Regions from separate parts of the Mus musculus genome. Here all the other regions are linked to region 1. Evidence: chromatin loops called from intact Hi-C (ENCODE). Cell type or tissue: heart. All regions are shown on one strand.

Region 1 (2,500 bases):
ACCCTATCTTTATTACGCAGAGAAATTTAAGCATCTATAGACTCTGCGTGCTTTTTCTCTGTCTTGGTTCCTAGACATCATTGGAGAGCCAAACATTTGCCAAATTTCCTACGAGTGAGCTGTCCTGGGAAGGAAATCGGGGACTTCACTGACTGGAGATCTTATATCCATGGGTCTCGGGAAATTTCAGTTCCTAAATGGACCTTCTAACCATTGTGAAAGCCGGGAGAGTGGCTGTCACTAGCATCCCATTTCCCACGGAAAAACACCCAAGAGAATGCATGTTGGGGCACTCTTTTTTTTTTCCTTGTTTTTTTTTTTTTTACTTCCCTTTCAATCTTGTTCTTGTATTTTTAAAGCCCCCACCTTCTTTACACACCTCAAGAGTTTATTCTAAAAGAATCATTGCAAAGACTATCCAATCTTCAGCTAGAAGGTTTTCAGTACTTATATATGGAAGGGAGTCTGGTGATAAAAGTTGTGGGAACGGGAGAGGAAGATGACCATTAAACACCCTCTTCTTGGGGTTAGACAAGAGATAAACAATAGAAATTGCAGAGTCAGGCAGTCAATGAGAGGCTGTGAAGTGCCAAAGAAAGCGCCCTTCAGAGCCAGGGACACCAGCTGTCTCAAAAGGTGTAACCATTATCCTGGTTTGCTGCCATGTGCCTCAAAGCAACCGCTCACTTCCACATCCCCGTGTTAGGACGTTAGGGAAAGGGGAAGCGAGAATCCGTACACCCAGCCACCCAAGAACAGTAGCAGAACAGAAACTGTTCTTAGACTTGCAGGGTCAAAATAACCAATACTGTCCCACAGTGTTAGCTGGCGGCATCAAGTCAGGAAAAGCAGATCGCTGGATGTGGGGCGCAGTTTTGAGAGCGTGGATCCAATTGCACGCTAAACACTCACTCTTACACGGGATTTTACAAACCCGGCCTTACCCTACTGCCTCCCCTCCACACTTCACACACCAAGTGCATCCTGCCCACCTCACGGTTTCCATCATCAGTCAGCCAGAGAGGAGGGATCCTAGCGGGGATTCCTGGAAATGTCATCTCCCCCTACACTTCGGATCTGCCACCTCCATCCCCTCTGCTATCACACACACACACACACACACACACACACACACACTCCTTCCGTGACTGTCATCAGGCCCGCTCTTCCCAAAGCCGGGTATCTCAGCGCGCACCGGACGCCTGGCATCTCTCTAGTACACACCCTTCCCCCGCCTCGCTAGCTCCAAGCACTGCCTCCCTGGATGTCGCCTGCCGTCCCTGTTCATCCGCACTATTGTTCCACGCTTCACCCCTAGCTCCCGGGATCATCCCTCCAAAAGGACCCGAGCTCCGTCCGGGGCGTCGGGCGCCCGGCACTCACCCAGCCCGCCCTGGCGGTGGTACCTTGCCTGACAGCTGGGTCCGCGGGCCCGCGGGAGCAGGCGGCGCTAGTGACAGCGACCGTGCCAAGCCTGGGAATAAAGCTGCTCTCCAGCTGCTCCCGCCTCCAGCGCCACCATCTTCCCCCGCCGCCACCGGGACCGCAGCCGCCCGCGCCCCGCTCCTCCGGCTCTAGCTCGGCAGCCGCTCGGGCCCCTCCGGCCGCGGCCCCACCCCCTGCTCGCCGCCCGCTCGCCCTCGTGACGCGCGCCGGGGCCGGGCGGCTGCGACTGACGGCGGGGGGAGCGCGCGCACGCCGCGTGCAGCAGCGCCCCTGCCTCCCACGCCCACCCGCGTGCGCGCGCGCGGCGCGGGCCCGACGCGACAGTCCAGCTCGGGCGCGCGTGAGCGTGCGAGGGGTCCACAGCCGTCGCCGTAGCTGTGCGCGAGTCCCTCCCTCTCGTGGCCGAGAGCCTGGAATGGACTACGTGGCTGCCTCCCGCGGGGACACAGGGGGACCTCCACGGTCCTCTGTCCCAGGTCCCTAACGCTCATCCCCGGCCCCGTCTCTGCGAATGGGCTCTGGTCACGCTTAGGACACACTGCCGCGTGGACGGCTGCCCGTGTCCTCTTGCTTAGTGACACGCAGTTTTCCCGCTTCCCGGGCCTGAAAGCCAAGAAAAAGCTTGGAGCTTGCAATGCGGCGCTGCGCTCCTCGAGTGGCCGCGAGGGGGCGCCCGCGTGAGCTTGAGAGGAACAAGCTGGGCGTCTGTCTGGCCGCCCACTGGGGGCGCTGCCCAACCCGCCCCACCCAGAAAGCGTCTGGAAGGCGGGGTCGGGAAATGGTCCACTTGGTTTCTCGATGCCCGTTGCTAGGAGCTTAAAAGAGTCTTCCAGACGTGCAGAGGCAATTCGCCTGGTATATGATTAGGTTCTCTGGAGGGTGGGGACCCTGAGCACTAGGGACCAGGTAGCAGGTGTTGTGACTTAATGAAAAGGTGGACTGGCCCCTGGGCGGCGGCGGGGTGGGAGTGGAGGGGCGAGGGCGGGGCTGGGTTCAGGCGCCTGGGTTCAGGCGCCAGCTCCATCTGTAATAGGCGATTCCATAGCTACATCCT
Region 2 (2,500 bases), 48 kb before region 1:
ACAACAGAACTAGAATATATCCGCTAGCACCTACAACAGACCAACAGCACCATGCTGGGAACTTAATATCTGCTGCTTAAACTTTCCAAGAACTCTGGTATTTCCTACTTTTTTTCCTCTCTCCCTCTCCCTCCTCTCCCCTCCCTTGTGTGTGTGCTCATACACATATGTGTGGATGCGTGTGCAGTGCACATACATACGTGCAGATGTGGATGCCCAGGGTTTACTCTGAGCATCATCCTCAGTGGCTCCTCTACCTTATTCCCTGAGGTCGGGTCTTTCAACAAATCCCAGACCTTACTGAGATGGCGAATCTCTCCAGCCAGCTGACTCTAAGGATCTCCTGCACCGCTCTCCAAGGCTGCAGCTACAGATGGGTTGTGGGAATCAGAACCCAGGTCCTCCCTCTGTTTAAGATGTAGGCACTTTAAACACTGAGCTATTTTTAGCCCTGTGCTCCTTATTTTGTTGACAGAGAAATCGATGCTGAAAAGTGAAGCAAACCAACACACAGAGAGCAGGGAAGCTGACTTGTCCAGCTGAATTTTTTCACAGCTCTCAGGACACCCTCCTTCCTAAAAGAAGTGGCCCATGGTGAGGGAGCAGAGGATGACAGGGTCTCCTGTCTTCAAGAGACAGACCATTAAAAAGTAAAGAGTATATAGTCATGTTTACTTCTAAGAGACAAATTAAAATTTGGAAACTCCCATGTTTTCAGGTTGAATGCATTTGTCTTGGAAAGGAGAAGTTTGACCTTCATCGGTGTAGGGGTTGCAGCATCTGTTGGTACCCTGAGGACTGGTGGGCACACATAGCCTTTGATTCAAGGGGCCTCCATAATCACAAAATCCAGCACATACCATCCTTAGTGGTGCTTTCATCAAGAATCCTTACTAATTTTGACTTCTATGCCAACGGATGGCTCAAGGGAGGGAGGATTGGCTAAGAACTGAGCCAGCTGTGGCTTCAGGGACACTCCCTGGGCTGCAATCTCAGGGCTACCCCTTTCTAGCTCTAACGCTTGGAACTGCTTATTGATAGAATACGGATGTTGCCAACAACTCTCTCACGGGGAGAGCATTTGTGAAGTTACGGGTGTAAAGCACTGAGTGCGTTTGTTATAATAAGAATCAGATCAATGCTAGTTACTTTATCAGATTATGTCTGGAAAATAGTCGCGCTAACAATGTAGCGTCCGATGGAAACAGGCGACTATTTTTAGATTACTTTGAACATAATAGATCACATTTACCTAATAGGAAGTGCATAATACTCTAAGCTACTCCACAACTCATTCTTTTTAGAAGCAGTGGTATTCCCCCTAGAATACTTAGCACCATATTTGGAAAAGAAATCACAGAATCTTTTTAATTAAAATAATGAATACTGTTGGCTGCAAACTCGGTAGTTAAAAAATAGAAATGTTTACCAAGGTGGAAAGTTTCAAAGTGACACATTAATGTGCCCACGCCAGATTAGACACATCTTAATCCATATGGTACATTTTTTTTTAACTGCAAGGAATGTTTTGAATCTCTGTTGTCATCTACTGAAAAGGAAACGGGATGAGGTGGAGCTAAGTGGATCTGTAACTAGATGCCTGCTGCTATCGCTTGGGTTTCCAAGGCCTGGGGAGACTATGCAGAGCGGGAGAGTGATGGCAGTCTGGGAAGAGGGACAGCCACATGGGGAAGGAAGTCTTACTTATTTAGGGTACTGCCCCCTTAAAAGCAGCATTTCTAACACGCTGCTTCAGAATTTTCAGGAAGAGGTCTCTATGAATGCCACGCTCTTCAAAAGGGCCCCAGTGGGTCATCTCTTCTTCCTAAAAAGTGATGATAAAGGCACAAAGAGTAATTAGAGCAATTACCTCCAGTAATAACTATGGTTTGCCCTCAATCCCAATCTAACATACTGTCTCAACTTTGAGGCCAAATTTTCTAGTTCCTATATCATCCTGTTCCTCTCCACATTAGATGTCCTTTCTTGCCACCAGGGAACACCTCACCATAGTCTTTTCTATTTTCCAGATACAACCCACTAACAGCCACTAGTATTTAGTTGGTTCTTGCTATGTGCAAGTGGGTGGTATTTAATATAGTAGAGGATCCGTTTCTAATCTAAAATATCACTTTATCCAATAACCATGTGCTATATGCATAAGAAGTTGCTCTGAACACTGTGGAGAACATAAACAGCAAATCAGTTATCAGTTCTATTTCTTCACTTTAACAACTGAAAAAAAAAGTGCTTTTCTCATTCCTAATGGGCGTTACACTTGGAAGTGGGAGGGAGAAATGGTGGGTACAGTATGTGTAAGGCTCATAGCGTAGCCTGACATGGTGCTGCAAGTCTGTAACCCAGCTGTCCCAGAAGATGGGGCAGAAGGATCACAGGTTCAAGGCCAAGGTGACAATTCAGTAAGCTTATGACTCAAGATAAAAGTTTAGAAAAGACTCAGTGACAGAGTACCTGCTAATCACATACTAGGCTCTGGCTT
Region 3 (2,500 bases), 72 kb after region 1:
GATGTGTCTTTTACTTGCTCTGCAGCTGGAATTCTCAAAAAGGGCCTCAAAGACAGACACACAAGACATCAAAGCATTCCTTAAAAGGCCCAGCAGCCACTATGGCTACTGCCAGGAAATCACTCCAAACACTCATTGGGGAAAAAAGTCAGCAGTCAAAAGAGGAAAGGAGGACGACTTAGGGGCTGTCGGGGCTGGCAGGTATGTTTAGAGGCCAGTAGTCTTTTGTCTTGAAGGAAGTACAGTTTTAAGTCCTTAATTGAGAGAAGAAAGCAGGCCATCTGAGGACTTCTAAATTCTTTTCTGAGATCATCTTGGAGGAAAAGAACACTTGATTAAAGTGTTTGGCCTTTCATTTAGTGGAAAAGCTAAGGAGGCTAGAATGCGTAAAAATAATTCATGTGTTTTAGTAAAAAAAATTAAAATATTAAAAATAAATTGTATAACCAATGAGAAAATAATACAAAACCGGACTTCATGTTTGTTTCCCCAGGAATGGGCTACATTCTGGCTTCTTATTCTTTTGTATACTGATGTAGGTAACTCTTTAGTAGCTTCCTTTCCATTCGTTAAAGGGAGAGTATCAGGAAAAGAAAAATACAATCTTAAGAGTATCTTCCTAGAGAGTAACAAATAAAATGGAAAGGGAGGAGAAAGAGATAATATATGTATCAGTTCAGGAGTGAACTTTTAGAAGGCAACAATGCTAGGTAAGAATGCCTTAAGATGCTCGTCTGTAACTTCGGACGCGCTACTAATAAAAAAAAAGTATCCAGTTTGCAACAGCTTTATAAGATCCACTCAGGTCACCTTCAAAAATTGTTACATCCGACTCGCTTTGCAATTTTGTGACAAGCGAGTCGAAAAGTCAAAGGCAGCTTCCAATCACCTTTAGTTAACCCGAAAGGGGGCTGTAGGGAGTATGATGGGGTGGATAATCCTCTATAGCCACGCACTGGATGCAACCGAGAGTCGCCTCCAAGACACAGAGACCCACGGTAGTGGCCCGCGGGGCAAGCGCATCCCGGCGGAGGGCGGCGGGGAGAAGAGTTGCCACAACTCCCGGGACGCGTCGCGCAGGGCAGAAAACTCCACGCTCCGACGTGGCTCTCGGAGGTCGCTCCCCGGCACTGCCCCGCCACGCGTCTTGGTAACGGCCAGCCGGCTCGGCGCGACAGTCCCAGCCGCGCTCCGCCTGTCGGAAGCGCGCGTGGGCCCCGAGCGGCCCCGGCGAGTGGACTAGAGCGCGGCCCCGAGCCGCCCCCGACGACCCCGGCGGCGCAGGGCGCGCCACTCACATGTGCGGGTTCCTTCGGAAGGCGTTGGTGATGTCCTTCACCACCCTCTGCACCAGCACCGCCACCTCCTCGTTCGACTCGGCCATGTTGGCGGCCGCCGCGATCGGGCGCGCCTCCGGCAGAGCCCAGCCGCCGGCGGGAGTTCCGCGGGGGCGCGCGCGCGCGCTGGCTCAGGCGCGTTCTCGCCGAGGCCGCCGAGCACTTCCGGGTCAGGGAGGGCCGCAGCACCGCTGGGTTGGGCCGGCTCTTCGAGCTCGGTGGCTTTTGGTGGAGTTTTGGTTCACTAGGCGTGGAGGAAGGAGGCTTCCCCCGCACTTCTCCGAGCAGCCGTGTCCCAGAGTGGCCTTTACCCAGGGACCTCCGGATGGCTGCACCAGGCCCGCTTCACCGGCCCACCCGGGGAGGAGGCGGGTTGCTGACCTCCTTTTGCACGCCTGTGCTACTTTATGCATGAAGTGTAAAGTAGCGCGTTTAGTTAGATCTTGTAATGTAGTAAGCAAAGGAAAGAAAGTACAGGAGAAAGAACCCTTCAGATCTCGGGGATAAGGTTAAAAACAAAAGTAACCCACTGTACTTCTGTACTTTTAGCATTTTTGATACATTTCGTGATCACTACGTTAATTTGGAGTATAAAATAAAATAAAGGCTTTGACAATTGTTCCTGACCTCTCTTGCTCCACAAATTATAAGATTGCTCTGTTCCATTTGGATTTTAAAAGTGTTGTAATTAAAATTTTTATTTTTATATATCAGGTTTATTTGTCCCTTCTAAGTACAAAGTTCTGACTGCCTCTAACTGGTGATGGTGTCTCCTCCTCCTCCTCCTCCTCCTCCTCCTCCTCCTCTCCCTCCTCCTCCTCCTCCTCCTCCCCGTCCTCCTCCTCCTCTTCCTCCTTCTCTGATGCTTGAAGTCTGTATCTTTTTAATTTTTGGTTTTTGGCCCTGGCAAGGTAGTGCGTGGCTGTGATCTTGGGAGGTAAAAACAGGAGGTGACATTCAAGGTTATCTTTGGCTGGGCTATTTGAAACTTGGATCTCTGAAAAGCAAACTGTGGTTGGTCCTGATCCTGGTGAAGAAACAAGAGACAGTCTACAAACTTGTGGAAAGCAAAACAGACCTGATTAAGACCCTAAAAGACTCTGACAAGCTCTGGGAGAAGCAGTGAGACAAATGGGGTGTGTTGCATCCCTAGACCAAGAGCA

Evidence for each region. Peaks named below come from ENCODE experiments on the same cell type or tissue, not always from the same donor. Only the 100,000 strongest peaks of a DNase experiment are listed, where the experiment ranks them.
Region 2: a loop joins it to region 1, with 2.3 times the contacts of the local background. A loop is called at or near these places in 4 of 42 quality-filtered maps.
Region 3: it touches region 1 in a loop (6-fold over the local background); 18 of 42 quality-filtered maps call a loop at or near these places.

What each region holds. Positions count from the first base shown.
Region 1 is chr19:23,757,975-23,760,474 of GRCm38, reverse strand. Apba1 (amyloid beta (A4) precursor protein binding, family A, member 1) reads right to left here and starts at 1,599. Exons shown (of 13, transcript NM_177034.3): 1 at 1,384-1,599. In heart, a CTCF peak has its summit at 1,360; DNase peaks (open chromatin) are centred at 784, 1,764 and 2,124; H3K4me3 peaks cover 1,927 bases; H3K27ac peaks cover 1,508 bases; H3K27me3 peaks cover 924 bases.
Region 2 is chr19:23,806,063-23,808,562 of GRCm38, reverse strand. The region is part of intron 1 of Apba1 (amyloid beta (A4) precursor protein binding, family A, member 1); the gene reads right to left. Among named protein-coding and RNA genes, the nearest start is that of Apba1, 48 kb to the right of the region's middle. In heart, no CTCF peak of the experiment used is centred here; a DNase peak (open chromatin) is centred at 992.
Region 3 is chr19:23,686,344-23,688,843 of GRCm38, reverse strand. It overlaps Ptar1 (protein prenyltransferase alpha subunit repeat containing 1), which reads right to left and starts at 1,444. Exons shown (of 7, transcript NM_028208.1): 1 at 1,299-1,444. The coding sequence starts at 1,384. In heart, no CTCF peak of the experiment used is centred here; a DNase peak (open chromatin) is centred at 1,453; H3K4me3 peaks cover 2,167 bases; H3K27ac peaks cover 2,385 bases.